2 separate regions of the Mus musculus genome follow, and region 2 is linked to region 1. Evidence: chromatin loops called from intact Hi-C (ENCODE). Cell type or tissue: heart. All regions are shown on one strand. Each heading gives the region's core, and the rest is flanking DNA. Links, peaks and the distances in the headings are about the cores only. Region 1 holds the start of Gm24474 (a long non-coding RNA gene). Region 2 overlaps Frmd6 (FERM domain containing 6).

The links. Hi-C counts contacts between places; a loop is a spot of excess contacts. Peaks named below come from ENCODE experiments on the same cell type or tissue, not always from the same donor. Only the 100,000 strongest peaks of a DNase experiment are listed, where the experiment ranks them.
Region 2: it touches region 1 in a loop (6-fold over the local background); 3 of 42 quality-filtered maps call a loop at or near these places.

What each region holds. Positions count from the first base shown.
Region 1 is chr12:70,648,496-70,656,827 of GRCm38, forward strand. Gm24474 (a long non-coding RNA gene) reads left to right here and starts at 1,254. Exons shown (of 2, transcript XR_381651.4): 1 at 1,254-1,742; 2 at 2,010-2,212. In heart, for the core only: a CTCF peak has its summit at 4,422 (motif pointing left); DNase peaks (open chromatin) are centred at 506, 1,376, 5,646 and 6,166; H3K27ac peaks cover 1,652 bases.
Region 2 is chr12:70,878,369-70,886,700 of GRCm38, forward strand. It overlaps Frmd6 (FERM domain containing 6), which reads left to right. Exons shown (of 14, transcript NM_028127.3): 5 at 49-125; 6 at 2,251-2,437; 7 at 5,298-5,453. Among named protein-coding and RNA genes, the nearest start is that of Gm32664, 21 kb to the right of the region's middle. In heart, for the core only: CTCF peaks have their summits at 3,110 and 5,949; DNase peaks (open chromatin) are centred at 2,373, 3,193 and 3,613.

The DNA.
Region 1 (8,332 bases), core at 257-8,256:
TCCTCCCTAGAGAAATGCTCCCTTTGCCTGCCCATTCTTTCTCTTCGTCCTGGGCATACATCTAGGCCAGGAACATCTTTGATCCTACCTTATCACTAAAGGCTGATAGTCATGGTCTGATTTAATGTCTCCTTGATTTTTTTTTAAACCAAGAAGCCTTAAAGTGTTATGCAATTTCCCCTTGTCTGAGGCTGCTGCTGTAGGGCTCTTACAGTGATGACTTAAACCAAGGATCACTTAGAATCCCTCTTGTCAATCCCAGTTAACACCAGATGCAGCACCTACCATGTGCTGGGCACCCTATTAGACATATCACATGATCTTGTTTAATGTTCATCAAGACCCTCTGAACACTCAACTTTAAAGATGAGAAAGCCTGCCTTAGAGAATCTAATTCACTCTAAGCTTTACAGGAACAACAGCCCAGTGGGGCTGAGTCCCTATCTCTATAGTCACTATACCAGTGTGTCCCATGGAGGGAAGAACTAGGATGCTGAGCAACTACTGCTCCCCAAAAAGCACATGGCAGAGAGCCATCAGCAAGCAGCCTGCAGTCAGGGCTACATTTTCACAATGTGGAAGCTTTCCAGTTCAGGGAAATGCTGGGTCTGGTTTGTTATCAGTGTGATAAGACGAAGGGAGACTTGAGAATCTGTACCCTTAAAAGCCTTAAGGGACAAAACAGATAGATAAAGGAGTTAAAGACGGCCAAAATTTCTGGAAATTTACATACTAGAGAGATGGAAAAGATGTGATGATGCTAATAGAACTCTACTGTGACGATGTAGGGCCAGGCAGAATGTGCACGCAGAATGCTAGGCATATATTAGAAACCGGCTGTGCTGGGTGGCGGCAAAAGTTTAACTGGAATAAAGTGGGCTGGCCCTTGCCCTAAGAGATTTGGATTTTGGAGGAAGGGAGAAGGAAAATCTAAATAGGAGACATTCTGAGCTATGGATATGAATGAGTTTGGGGGCCTGGGAAGGTGGAGTTGAAAAGGGCTGACTGCAATGTAGGGATGTAGCTTACATGGGGGACAGTGGAGAGTGGGTGAGCATTGTTAGTTTAGGAGTTAAGAGTGAAGACACCAGGAAATCACAAGTACATGGGAGAGATCACCACAAAATTGTTACATTATATCTTTTGTACCTGGTGTGGCTCATTCTGTTTGTATCAAATGGCCATGGCTTGAGTTTATATTTACTCTACATTAACAATAAACCACAGAACTAGGCTCTATTATCTCTTTGGCAACAGAGCCATGTTCTGTCTGCCCAGATTCTCCCCTGAGCTGAAGGAGAAGCCATGTTTGGAAAGTGAGATTGCTCACTGCTCAAAGTCAAGGGCACTAGATGATCTCCAGGAACTGAGTCACCAGCTATGGTCGCCTCCACTTCCAAGATAAGGTTGTTCCTGTCAGCAGAGTGGCAACGCTTGCTTGGACCAGCCAGAACCTGCTCTTCAGCTTGGAAAGTGATAAGACACACTGGCATGTTTTTGTTCTCTTTTCCTAAATTCCAAGCTGACTACATTTGCACTGTTTTTCCAGTCAGAGGGCTATGCAGTTTTCTTGGTTATAAACTGATTTGCATAAGCAGCAGTTCACCTGAGCAGGCATGTGGGTCATCCTGTCTCTTAACCAGGCATGAGCTACATTGTTCCTGTCTCTTAACCAGGCATGAGATACATTGTTCCTGTCTCTTAACCAGGCATGAGATACATTGTTCCTGTCTCTTAACCAGGTATGAGATACATTGTTTCTGTTTCTTGACCAGGTATGAGATACATTGTTCCTGTCTCTTAACCAGGCATGAGATACATTGTTACTATTTCTTAACCAGGCATGAGATACATTGTTCCTGTTTCTTGACCAGGTATGAGATACATTGTTTCTGTCTCTTGACCAGGCATGAGATACATTGTTCCTGTCTCTTGACCAGGCATGAGATACATTATTTCTGTCTCTTGACCAGGTATGAGATACATTGTTTTTCTTGGTTCTATTGCAGGATTAATTTGTTCTGGCTGTGGAACTGGGGAAACACGTTATCAGGAGCAGCTCTGCTGGAGATGAATTTCATCCATTCTAAACTGATATTTCTAGTTTCTGAGTGCGCTCATGCCCAGGATGCTGGAGAGGTGCAGCCTCTGTGGGAATCCTGTCATTTTCTGTACTTTTCAATAGCTAACATGATTCATCATGGTGCTATTACACGTTCTGAATTATCCCTCTTCTTTAAAGCTATGTGTGAATAAGGAAATCTGTTTCCCTTTGTGTTGAATTTAAAATAGAGATGTGTTATGGATTATCTGTAGCGTCCTAGCTTCCAGTATTCAATGTCTTATTGACAGACTTATTAAGTCAAGGCAGGTGACAACTGAAACACAAGATTTTTTTTTGCTGAGATGCCCAAGAAACACAAAAACAAGAATAACTGACTTAATTTAAGATGGACAAAAGACATATGCTGACGCCTACAGACACTGTCTACGGTGTAGCTGTTAACAGGATGAACCGAGAGGCATGGCCTTGCAAGTCCATTCCACATACCCTTACCCTCCCAAACCAGAGAAGCCCAATGGTGCTGAAAGATAGTGGGAACCTGGACCCATTGTTTATACTCTACAAGATCATTCTATATATGACCTTGATTCTGACCTGGACAGGACAATAAATAGTCCAGAGAAGAATAGATTGTCTTCCAAAATAAATGGAACAAAACTCAGTTTCTTTTCCCTACCCCTGTCCCTCTGTCTCCCTTTCCATCTCTAGTCAGAGACCATGGCTCCTCAACCACAGCCAAGACAGGAAGATGAGTATCACCTGCTAGAATGGCTTGCTGTGTAATGAAAAGAGCTGTGATGGGGGACTGGTGCGTCCCCCTATACACCTCTCTAAAATACAACAGCAGAGTGCCTCTCATCCCCCACCCCTTTACAGCCCAGAAACCATTGCTAGAAACTCCAGTATCGTGATCAGATATTTGAGCTGGGAAGGTGTGTTGTAGAGCCCGAAAGGAGGATGCGCACCAGCTTCCTCTCTGGTCTGCTTTCTGGGTGTTCAGAAGAAAGTAAGGAGGTATGACTGCTTCCCCAGCACTCTCTGAACATAGAGTTCTCTTTTCCAATAGGTATAGGTGGGGAATGCTCAAATGGCCCCTGAGAGATGGGCAGTTCCAGATACGGAAAAAGAAGGCTTTGACCAAAGCAGCATGGTATCTCTGTAAGTAAATTTCTTCAGGAAAGGATTCATCTCAGGATAGATAGTTTTGTATCTCTAAGATGATTTACAGGCAGGAGAGAGAACGAGGCCCTCAGGGGAAGGGTGGGATAAAGGAAGAAAGGTAGCCACCCGACCCAAACCATGAGAGCAGAAAGAAAAGGGTTTGGAGGCAGCTGCTAAAGCAGACTTCACTCCACAGCCTGGAGTATGAGAGCCAAGGGAGGTGACAGTGAACACCCATAGGAATTACATGCATTCCTAGTGAACAACCTGAACAGGGTGCAGGGAACAATGGCCAGAAACAGTAGAAGGCAGCCTGAGCCGAAGACCATCTGGGAGAAAATTAAAATTGCCAGACGCCCATAGAGGCATACTTTATAATGTGTTGAAGTTTCATGCTAAAGAATCTTTGAAATGAGCAGTTTACCAGCGGGAGAACTGATAGCAGCTAAATGCTGCTGTAAGAAACAGGATTATAGTTGAGAATTCCAGGTTACTGGTAGGGTTAGCATGCAGAGAGGCTCTGCAAATTCATTTTCAGATTTACAAGAGAGAGGGGGAAAGACAGAGAGAGACAGAGACAGACAGAGAGAGGCGGAGAAACAGAGACAGAGACAGGTAGAGACAGAGATGGAGACAGAGACAAGGAGACAGAGAGAGAAAGATGGAGACAGAGACTGAGAGACAGGCAGATGGCAGAAAGAGGGAGGGAGGTAGAAAAAATGTCTCTAATGATCACTCTGATCTACATAAAATACAAAATAAGTATCTCAAATGTTTCTAAACTGTACATTAAGTGCTAATGTGTACCATGGGAAATGGGGTTTATTTAGATCTGGAAAGCTAAAATCACACACAAAGAAATTGATAAATAAGGATAAAGAACTTGTAGTTCAAGTTTTCCATAATGAGCTGATGTTATTTTATAATTGGGAAAAAAATACAAAATGTTACCATTTACCAAGAAATACTCTTTTCTCTAAGTGGCTTTAAGTTTGAAACCCAGTTTATTTCTAAACTGAGATTACTACCAGATCAGATGGAAAGGTCTACCATCAATTAAAAGTGAAGGGATCCCAATAAGCTGGGGCCAGAAGAAACTACATAGAGGGGCTGGATCGACAGAGCAGTAGTTAGGAGCACTCAGGGCTGCCTTCAGTTCCAAACACACACTGGGTGCTCACTGCTGCCTCTCACTGCAGTTCCGGGAGATACAGCGCCCTCTTCTGGCCTTGGAGGGCATCTGCATGCACACAGTGCACATACCTACACTCAGCAGGGTATGCACACACAAACACACACACACACACACACACACACACACACACACACACACACACACACACAAAACAAATAATGAAAAAAATTTCAGAAAGAAAACCAAAGAAACAAGGTCTATAAATGCTTTTCTTTTTCCTCATCTGATCTTTTTTGATCAGTTAGAAAAATTCTTAGCATGGGTGAAAGGGAACATTAGTCAGTAGACAGTCAAAGTAGGATGGAATCTGTCTTCTCAGCTGATGTATCAGTTTACAACTGCCAGTTCCTTATGAGTTTTCTTGGGAATTCATAAACTACAGTTGAGACAAGCTGAGAATCTTGAAACAGAATGTTTCTCCTCTATGATTTTGGCCTTTAGTGAAGCTTTGATTTGAAGTAGGAGAAGGGGAAATCTCATGAATTCTTGCTTGTACACGGTTAACTAGAATAGGTATAGGGACAAAAGCGAGTGATTGTCATAAATGTTAAATGTTCATCTAAACTTCGATCCTTTCCCTCCTTCCTTTATGGTTACACTGTGATATTTGTCTTTTTTGAATTTATCTCTCTACTTCCCTTGATTGTTAAAAGAAAAAAATATATTGGAAGAGATATGAAGAAAACTCTAATACTGTGCTACAAAAATGTGGTTGCTTCTTAGAAAATCTTGCTGCCATGTAATTTTGAAAAACAAAATCAGAAAATCAAGATGTTGGCCAGTGACCTCTGCCCCTGCCCAGTGACCCTCCTAAAATGCCACCCAATCCCATTAATAGTTCTTGACAACTCTATGGAATGCCATCTTAAACACTTCAAGCATATGTGGAGCGTATAAAATAACACAGGGGAATTTATAGATTATGGTTTCCCACTAACTGTTCATCTCTGGGCTCCAAAGGACTTCTTTGTAAAGCAGATATTTGCTCATTTGATAAATGAGACAACTCCTGTCGGGTAAGCATTTTAAAAGATGTATATCACTTGCGTGTATCAATGACCAGCAGAACCAATACCTTATAGTAGACTCACTGCCTCATCCCAGCTCTGTAAGAAACATTGAGCTTTGTCTCCACTCTCAGTGGAGAGCGAATGAAGCAATGCACGGGAGAAACAAATAGCTCACAGGTGTTACCCTGGCTGCGTTGTTTCCCCTGGGCCCGTGTTTCTCCATCTGTAATCAAAAATAATAAAGTTGCTTTTCCCAAGAAAGCGTGACACATAAGAAGTGTCCAGCAGAAGTTGGCTCGTCACGACTGTTATGCATGCCATTGTTTATTTGTACACACAATAAGAAAGAAAGAAGTGACCAGTGCATAGTGAAGAGGTAGGGACCATTTGTTTAGAGAGTTTAGACTCGAACTGGGCTTTTTTTTGTGTGTTAGGTAAAATACAACTAGCTGGGGACCTAAACAAGAAAGGGGTCATCTGAGGTGGGAAATGACAGCTGGAAAGGAGTGCTGCCACTGGAGAGAAGAGCCTCATGGTTCAGTGGGAGTGGATTGACCTTTCTGAGGAAGAAAATGGAGATGGGTGCAGTGAGACTATGGAAGCTTTACAAGTCGGGCAAGGGTGTTTGGATTTGATAGGCTCCAACAATGCATTGTCTAATCTTGATTGAGAGAGGGATGGGACCAGGAAGAGACTGTCCTGAGATGCAAGCTGGTGGGCAGGAAGCCCAACTCAGGGAGGCTAGAGGGAAGGCTGTGGCAACAGCCAAGCTGAGCTGTCATCGGAGGTTGGCAAGCAGAGTTGAGAAAGAGTCAGGGCCAAGTTACTGTCAAGGCCTTGAAAAGTTGCAGAGCCGTGAGGGAACACAGTTGCAACTTGGGAATCTGGTGCCATGGTTTACAAACACAGTTGACACATAAACGTGGATTTATGTAACAACTGAGGCTACATAATTGAAAGGTCACTGAATAGCTGAGGTCATTGTCTGTGGCCAAGCAGGAAAACCAAGACTAGCAACTGAGAAAAAAAAGGTTGAGAGACCAGTTCCCACTTGGATTTTTATAGTTGTTTCTATGTTGCCTGTATCTTACTTAGGGTTTCTACTGCTGGGATGAAACACAGTCACCAAAAGCAACTTAGGGAGAAAAAAGATTTATCTTGCTTTCAGGTAACAGTCCATCCCTGAAGAAATCAAGGCAAGAAGTGAAGGAGAGGGCGCGGAGGGTGCTGCTTACTGACCTCCTGATAGCTTACTCATTCTGCTTTCTCATACCTCCCAGGACCACCTTCCCCAGCAAACCCCACCCACGATGGGCTGGGCCCTCCCACAATCAATCACTAACTAAGAAAATAGACCACAGGCTTGCCCACAGGTTAGTCTGATAGAGGCATTTTCTTAATTGAAGTCCTCTCTTCCTAAATGACTCTACCTTGTGTCAAGTTGACACAAACGAGCCAGCACAGCATGTTGGCCTGCTGGGTAAAAAAAAAACCTGCCAAACACTGGTTGAAAAGAAAGACCTGTGATGACCTACCTGCCTATGTTCATCCTGCAGTGGTTACTGGAGGGGAGAGCAGCAGGCCCACATGTGAGGCTGAAATGAGTTCTTTGCTAAGAAGCTGGAAGGCTGGCAGTCCACTGGAGGAATAGTAGCTGTGTGTCGGGGAGCAGGGAGTCGTGATGTGGTGGTAAAGGTTGTTGCTCACTTTCCTCCAGTAAATGAAAACCTTATAATGCATTGTCCAGTAAATGACTGTCCATTCAACATGCTGAGTCATAGCTGTCATGATTAATTCCTAGGCCAGTCATGATGGCAGACACCTCTAATCACAGCAATCTGGAAACATGGGCCAAAAGACCATGGTGACTCACCTGATCTATGTAGTAAGTTCCAGGCCATCAGGGGTTACATGGTGAGACAAACGCTATGTCAAACAAACAAACAAACAAACAAACAAAAAACCAAAAGGAACTGCGATGAGGAATTCTCTAGTTCTGAAGATCTGGCTGATGTCACTTAAATGTATGCAATTTCATCCTTTTCCCTGCAAATGCTATAAATTCATTCTTTGTTATCCATTCATCTGTGGCTAGCCACCTACCCTGATTCTGTAATTTGGTCATTGTGGACAGTGCTGTATAAAGATGGGTGTGCCGGTGCCTCTGTGGTGAGCTGACCTGTGGTCCTTCGGGTAGATGCTCAGCGGGGGAGGGGTATGGCTGGGTCATACACACGTTTACTTGTAATTTTCTTTGAGAAATCTCCCTGCAGATGCCCACAGCATTGTATGTACTGATGTCTATCCCTTCCAGCAGTGAGTGAGGGTTCCTCATCCCACATCCTAACCAGCATCTGTTGTTTTCTTGGTCATAGCCATTCAGACGAGGGTGAGAAGGCATCTCAGTGCAGTTTTGACTTCCTCTTCCCTGGTGGGTTAGGGTGTTAAACATTGCTTTGTATTCATTAGCCGTTTGTACTTCCTTCTCTGAGAATGGCTGGTTAAGCCCACAGTACGTTTATTGATTGGATAATGTTTCCACCCATCTGTAGAATCTACTGCAGAGAGTTAAAAAGAGAAGCACATGAAATTAAAAGGGGGACTCCAGGGATGTGAAAAGGGGGAGCTATAAGGGAAGGGGGCCATAAGAAAGACCACTAAAGGAAGGAATATGAGCAAAATGCATTATATTCATACATGTAAAAGCCATGAAGCTCACTTCGTTGTACAATTAACATATGCTAATAAAGATGCAAGACAAATAATAGTAATTAATGTCTGCGGAGCCACATGTAGAACTCTGAAGGTGAAGATATTAGCATGCATCATCTCTTCAGGCTAAGAGGCCTCAAGTTCAAAGCCTGGATCACATTCATGCTGCCGTCATTTTAAGAAGGTCAC
Region 2 (8,332 bases), core at 31-8,030, 230 kb after region 1:
GTCTTGGAGATAACAAAACACAGCTCACTGCATGTGTCTCTGTCTCAGGGCATCGACCAGTTTGGGCCCCCCATGATCATCCACTTCCGGGTGCAGTACTACGTGGAGAATGGGAAGCTGATCAGGTATGAGAACAGGCCACGGGCCGGAGCCTCGGTGCCCTCTGCAGCGCTTCTTTCGGCAGACACCAAGCACATCCTGGTGCCAGCGCTGCCTGCCTTCCGCCTGTTAGCACATAAACGCTGCAGCAGCAGCAGCACTTGGGGCTTTGCTTGTTTCTTCACATTCTTGTATTCTTGGTGCCCACCACACCAGAGGCACATTGGTTTCTTCCTGAGTGTGGCAGGCTGAGGGAGAAAACGTTAATGCCACCAGCTCACATTTGCACACTCAGCCCAAAGGAGCTGTCAGTGTTTTGGAACAAGATTTATTAAATATGCTTATATTCTTTCCCAAGAGGGACAGGGCCACAAACTCTCAAACTCCTTGGTTTTCCATTAGCCTGGTTTCCCCTTCACTTGAGGTCTTGCTCGTACTCTTAATCACTAGTTTAAAAATTAAGAGTAAGCACACATCTTTAATCCCAGCACTTGGAAGGCAGAGGCAGGCAGATCTCTGCGGCCAGCCTGGTCTACAGAATGAGTCCCAGGACAGCCAGGGATACATAGAGAAACCCCTTCTTGAAAAACAACAAGAAACTAAGTGTGAGCCTGGAGAAGGGGGAGCTTCCTATGAAATCAAGGGTGCAAGCTGAGGGGCGGAGAACAGACTCTATCTTCTTGGAAACGGATGCATGATCCGTGTCAGGGTGTAAACTAGACTTAGCTGGTTGTGAACCTCTTTCTTTGGTGTGGGATTCAGTGCTAGAGATTACACTTCAGCGAACAGAAACTACAGGAAACATGAGCTTGTTTTCCTTTTCCTTTTAAACTTTGAGAGACCTTCATATGAAAGAAGAAATACGCGGGGCTAATGTTCCATGAAAAGCTAGCATTTGCTATTTTCTGTCGTCAGCAGGTGCAAAGTAAGAGTAAGGAGTATTAGTACATAGAGCATATTTCTAAGGCCTAGAAAGGTCATTAGTCAGCCTTCGCCTGCATGAAGTGCACACCCACTTTATATGGTAGGGATGGAATGCCCTGTAAAGAAGGAAAATAGATGACTTAGCCACGAGTAAACCCCATAGGGCTAATGAATGTTAACCCTTTATCTCTGTGCCCCCGCCCCCGCCCCACATACACACAGACACATACATACATACACCATCCAACAGCACTGAGTAGTGCCCTATCCTCGGGAAAAGAATTCCACAGATGCCTTCCCCTTAAGCTCTTCATCCTTAGCCCTGGTCTTGGTCTTAGGCACATATGTTTCTGTTATCATCTGCTGGTGAGCTGTGACCGCAGGTAGAGGCCAGGGACCTCCCTGAAGGCGCACACAGCCACAGTTGTTTTCCTTAATTATAATCTGCTCATGAACATTTCTTCTGATGTGACTAGAGGTCCTGTGACCCACCCACCCCTGCTAGCACCCCTGCCAGCACTGCCCATTCACCTATTCGGTGGACTGGATTTATTTCTGGCTTGGGTGGACTCGAGCGTGCACTATTAGCATTTCCTTGTGGAGGGAGTGTCATGGTTGTCGAGGCTTGTGCCCGTGAAAACACTCCATAAAGCATCCTCCTCCTCCTGTAGAACAAGGCATGTTCTTCAAGGAAAGCATTGGTTCTTTCATCCTCGGGGCAGCGGGGAAAGTAACAAGCCACTGGTGCTCAGATCTCCTATAAGCGTTTTACGTGCTGTAGAGCATCTGTGATGCGCTAAGGAGGGGAACAATCAAGGACCATCAAACAGGGAGGCCAGGCTTGCCCCTCGGTTTGTTCCCACTAAGGGAGTGAGAAGCACAACGTCGCTATGCAGACTGCAAGCGCCCAGCTTCTGGCACGTCCAGCTTGTGTTCTGTGACATATGCACCTTACTGGAGTGGAGTCCCTCAGAGCTGCCTTTTCTTTGGATGAGCCAAAGGCTGTGAGCTTTAGGGTCTGTTTTTGGCAGCTGAGCCTTCTGCCCCTGCAGCCTCCTGAGGTGGTGATCTGGTTCCAGCTTGGGTCTTCCCCACCTCAGTGAGGAGGACCCAAGGGAGCCGAAGCAAAGGGCCTCTGCTAGCAGATGCATATGAAATTTGGGATCTGTTGGCATGTGCTTGTAACATTCCACCAAAACATGACTGCTGTTTTCCCGTATTTTCTAGTGACCGAATTGCAAGATACTATTATTACTGGCACCTACGGAAACAGGTGCTGCACTCCCAGTGTGTGCTCAGAGAGGAGGCCTACTTCCTGCTGGCAGCCTTTGCACTGCAAGCTGACCTCGGCAACTTCAAAAGGAAACTGCACCACGGAGACTACTTTGAGCCAGAGGCTTACTTCCCGGCATGGGTAGGTACTGTCTGGATTCTCCATACTGCCTGTTCAGACACAAGCCTCTTCAAGAGATGAGCCTGCATGTTCTGGGCCCAGGGAAATCGCTGTGATGCCCAACTACCAATCGGAGGCTGGGAATCTTTCCTAGTCTGCTCATGACTGAGGAGGCTCTCTGGCCATCTTAAATGCAGAAGAACTTCAGCTTACCCAGCCCCGTGTTGGAATGTGCATAGCAGTGATACTCTGGGGTTTTTTGTTTTGGGGGGGTGGCGGTTTGTTTTGTTTTTTAAGCAGGGTTTCTCTGTGCATCCCTTGCTGTCCTGGAACTCACTTTCTAGACCAGACTGGCCTTGAACTCACAGAGATCCACCTGCTTCCACCTCCCAGGTGCAGGGACTGAAGGTGTGCAAGCCCACGCCTGGCTAGCGGCGACACTCTCCATCCTCCCGGTGAATTGTATTTTTCCCCTTTGAGGGAAAATGATTACTTCTCAAGCGATGAGATCATTCACAGTTTTAATGGGCTGAGAAAACAACTCTGAATCAACATTTGGCTCTGACCTCTGTGTCCTTCCCTGCCAGGCGAGGAGCCGTCCCCTTCTGTCAGGAGAAGATAGATAGATGTAGGTCATTCTGGCAGGAGTAGGCTCACACACATGCTCCGTAGCCTGTTGGGGTTGCCAGTCCTCCTGCAGGCCGCTCTGTCCCTCTCTTCTGTGGCCTCGGCTCTGGCTCAGGCTCTCTCCCCTACTGTTGATGTTCACCGGAACAATGGGTCACCTGCGTCCACAAAGCAGAACCGCCTGGCTGGCTTCCCAAAAGATAGGCCAAGTGTGCTTGACTTTCTGGCAGCTTCCTTCCCATCCGTGTGCGTTCCTCGGTCCTCTTCCCCCACCTGCTCCCCTTCAGGCAAGCACATGCCATCTCTCGGGTCATTCATGCCCTTTATGTTGCCTGATTCAGTAGGCGCTCTCTTCTCCTTTTGCTGAATTTTTCTGCTGCCCTTGGCACCTAGCCACTTACACCAGGGAGATTTCATCCCAATCACGGTTTTTCATGCCTACCTTCAGAATATGCAGGTAATGCCTAAATATGCCTGCCCTGTACAGTGAGGTGGCTACTCATTCCTTAGTTCCACAGACTCGGAACACCCCCAATCACACTCCTCCCTCCCCCACCTCCACAGAAACAGCCCTACCTCTGTTCCCCTGTTGTCAGAGGGCTGGAGGCTGCCATAGGCCCAGTTGCCAGAACCTGGCATCACATGGACTTGGCTTGGCACTGTGCCTCTGCCACATTCCTACCCACATGCTCTGATGTGCCCACTCCATTTCCTGTTACCCTGCTTAGTCCCTATTTTGTCACTATTGGTTTCCTTCTAAGTCTACTGCATCCTTCCGTTTGGCGTTCCCTCCCTGGGTCTCAGAGCTCAGCACAGTGTTGCAGAGCTATTCCTGCTTCGGTGTCCCCCAGCTTGCTCTGAGAGGAGCGAGCCTCTTACTTTACACAGTACCTGCAGGAACTCCCCAGTCACCTGTGGTGTGAAGTCCTGGCTCCCAAGTGTGCAACTCCAGGATCTGGTTGATTTCTTAGACTGGATGCTCTGGCACCATCCAGCTGGTGACTCTACAGATGTGTCCACACAGCTGCTGGGGTGCCTTAAACTTCTGAACCCACCGCAGCCCCAAGCAGGGTTTCTCTCTGCAGCCCCAGCTTCCCTGAAACTGCCTATGCAGACCAGGGTGGCTTAGCACTCACAGAAATGCTCCTGCCTCTGCCTCCTGAGTGCTGGGATTAAAGGTGTGGGCCACCACCGGCCTCCATGTAGAATCCTTTGTGAAGTATGAAAAGTAAGCACCAAACAACAGATGCTGAAGTCACGTTAGAGCTGAAAACTCGCCAGTGTCCCCCACTGCCACCATCCGAAGCCCTTGCTTCTGCTCGTGTTGCCACTGGCTTTTTGTGTTTTCAGACCCTTCTGAAATCCGCATGGCCATTCCCAACACCCTCAGTATGCAGCCACCGGGTGCAGGGTGTAACTCACATTTGAAAACTCAGTGGGGGGCTGGTGAGATGGCTCAGCAGGTAAGAGCACCCTGCTGCTCTTCCGGAGGTCCTGAGTTCAAATCCCAGCAACCACATAGTGGCTCACAACCATCCCTAACGAGATCTGACTCCCTCTTCTGGTGCGTCTGAAGACAGCTACAGTGTACTTACATATAATAAATAAATAAATCTTAAAAAAGAAAGAAAGAAAGAAAGAAAGAAAGAAAGAAAGAAAGAAAGAAAGAAAGAAAGAAAGAAAGAAAGAAAGAAAGGAAGAAAGAAAGCTCAGTGGACCCCATCCAATTCTAAGCCCCAGCAAATCACAGGGAGGGCGTGTTGAATCGAAACCGTTTCCTCCTGTGTTTTCAAGTAGAGTTCCTGGCCTTTCCTGTGAAAACCAGTGTTCCAAAGAGTCCCGCCTGGTCCTTTACCTTCCCCAGATGAACGTTTCTAGTCTCACGTTCTGTGTGGGGGATTGTGGGAGTTAGTGGGACTTCAGTCCTGCAGCTGTTCCCTGACATCATTTCTTCCCACAGTACCATCGTTTAAGAGCGTAATCCGTGAAGTATGTGAAATTACTTCAGTTTGCGTGGGACTTCTGCTCACGTCGGTGACTCTTTAAACCAAAAGAATCTGTTTTCCCCAATTACGATTGTTTGTTCTACCAAGTGGGCGTTATATCTTACAACCTTAACTGGTTCCTCCCGGTAGCCTAAGAAGACAGCGAAAATGGGATAAAAATTAGAATTTTCTAGTGAGAAGTATCCAGCTTCATGTGGCCTGAATTAGCTTCTCATCCTCTTGTCGGTTGGGGCACGGTGTCCCCACAGGTTGTTTCCAAGCGGGGGAAGGACTACATCCTGAAACACATCCCAAACATGCACAAGGACCAGTTTGCCCTGACGGCCTCCGAGGCCTACCTAAAGTACATCAAAGAAGCCGTCCGACTGGACGACGTCGCCATCCATTACTACAGACTGTACAAGGTAGGAAAACCCTCCTTCCTGCGCGAGATTTCAGCTCGCCTGAGAACTCTGCTTTCCTCTTACAACAAGCTGTGGGAAGCTCTTCTTTTGGCCTGCCCTTGGTTACACGTGTCAGGCCTCCGTGGTCTAGCCCGGAAGCAGCATGTTAGAGTTCTTAAATGTTTGTAACGTGTGATAACGAAGGGCTGCGATGGTGATCTGCCTCTGAGGGCCTTATGCTATAGTTCTTTTTCTGCCTGGAAGAGTAACCTTTGCAAGATGTTTGGTGAATGTTATTGTAGTATTGCCCTGTGAAAGCCCCACCCTCATTATATTCCTTTAATTGTGGGAATGTTCCCACCGACCCCAGTGCAGACAGAGCACCGTATGCCTCCTTTTTTTCCTTCAAACCCCCACACTGTATAAAAAGTGATCATTTTATAAGCCAGGAAACTTGAGGCTTAAAAAAGTTAAATAATTCACTAAGGTTGCAAAACCAAGTGGCAGAAATGTGGATTGCAGCCCAGGCTCCTGGGTGACAGAGTTTCTGTGATCAGTTAGTTGCCTCAGGGACTCGGGTGCTCCGTATTCTCTTTGCATCCTATGTATCCCAGGCCTCCTTTCCACAGAGCGCTGTGAAGATGCTCTGCACACTCATGCTGGGCCTCAGCGTGCTCTGCCTTCTCTTCCGTGCTCCTCTCTGTATCTTCCCTATCCTGACAAGGGTCATTCCTGACTAGAACTGGATTCTTCTAAGTACTCAGGGTATATTTGCAAACCCAGTGGGACGAAGTTGTTAAAACATGGCCCGTGGGGTCTGACCGTGGGTTGAATCCCAGTTTGGCTCCTTACTATGTGACCCAAGGCAAGCATTTAACATCTCTGTGCTTCAGATTTCTCATAGGTTAAAGGACACTGGGACCTACCTACCCCTTAGGACTGTGGGAATTGATCAGTGAGCCATACCTGTCACATGACAGGCATGATGATCAGCATGGGATTTTGTTGATATGTTGGTTGTCCCTACCGCACCCCTTACGCTGAGTTAATATAAATGGGACCATTGTCCGGGGAGAATATGTTTGGTCATATTGCTGGGTGGTCATGTTACTAAATGTAACTTCCTGGCTGGTTCCAAAGCTCAGAACACTCCCTCTCCCTCCCTCCCTCTCCCTCCCTCCCTCCCTCCCTCCCTCTCCCTCTACTTTCCTCCCTCCCTCCCTCCTTCCCTCCCTCCCTCCCTTTCCCTCCTTTCTTCTCTCTCCCTCCCTCCGGCTCCCTCAAATTACTGCCTCTCCATCCTAGGAAGGCATATGGAGGACCGTAGATCTCTGTCGAAATTCCTAAAGGGCTGACTCACTTTTTCTGAGAAATTTCATTCTGACATCTCACTCTACACAAGAAAATTCCTATAAGTGGCGTCTGGGACAGTCGGCTCCTATTCTGAAGTATATTAGAAATATAAACAGTACACTGGACAGAGTCCGGCCTTGGGATGGGATGTCAGTTAGAGGCCCTGGGGATCTGGGCAGCTGTACTGGTCATGGGCCATCTCTTGAATAAGGGAGACACTGCACTGTGAAGGCCAGAGGGGTCCATGCAGTAACTAACAGTCCTGACACGGCAAGGCAGGACGCCTGTGACATCAGCAAGTGTTCAGAACGTATCGCTGCTATTGCTTTATTTGCTAGTTTAAAGAAATCTGATTAGAAATTAATCTTTCAATAAAACTGATGTGTACAAATTAATCTTTTTGAAAAAAGAAAAAGAAAATTTGCTTAGTATATAGTTCTGCATTGTATAGAAAATATCTGCTTTAAAAAGACATTTAACAAAAGCTGTAACTGAAGCGGGGAGATGAGTTACTGGTACCTGACAGACACCGCCCACTTGGAGAAGTCAAACCGTTGCATCTGACTCACATACGGGCAGCTCATAAGGGGAAGCAGACCGTTCTGAAGGAAGCACCTTTTGCCTGGTTTCCCATACACGTCTCAGACGTGAACTACAGCACTGCCTTGGCCCCAGGCTTACTTCAGAAAGCGTGGACATCGCCTGGGGAGGGAACCTGCCCTGAGTGTGTGCTGATGGAGCAGGCTCCGTTGAGCCCAGCACTGCATGTGCCTTTCCATGCCAGAGACAGGCCAGGCAAGACCATGCTTTCTAATGCTTCTTCCTGTGATCCTGAGAAAACTGGCCTTAAACTTAATAAAGACCCAGGGGCTGGAGAGGTGGCTCAGTGCTTTGGGGTACTTGTTGCGCTTTCTCAGGACATGGGTTCTATGCCTGCCATCCAAGCAGTGGCTCACAGCCATCATTACTCCAGTTCCAGGGCGTCTAACACCCACTTCAGCTTCTGCCAGCCCTGAGTACATGGGTGGTGCACAGACATACAGCCAGGGAAAATACCCAGGCATATAAGATAAGCCAAAGCATCCTTTGAATTTAATAAAGATTTGACAATATTCATCTATTGTCTTATAATATCTGGTAAAAAAAAAGAATATTTATTAGTAACTTTTAAGGCTTCATGCCTTACTCATTACACATAAGTCCTTGAAGATTGGCCAAATCTGAGCACGTTTTTTAATTGTACTGTTTTTTCCTTACAGTTAAAATGGCTTAAGGTTTATCATTTATATACACATATACATACACAACGGAATGTATATCATATCAGCAATTAGTAAAATAGCACTATCAACCTTCTGAGGGAGAGCCCTCGGTGTTTGGTCACTTGTCTGTCCTTTTTGAATCACAGATAGGGAGCTAGGAAAGCTACAGGATTTGAAAACCATAAAGTCAGACGCAGCTCAGACTGTAACTGGACATTGCCCTGACATTCTAACATCCACACATTCATTAAGCACGGGGAAGGTAAGAACGTTCACATGGCGAGG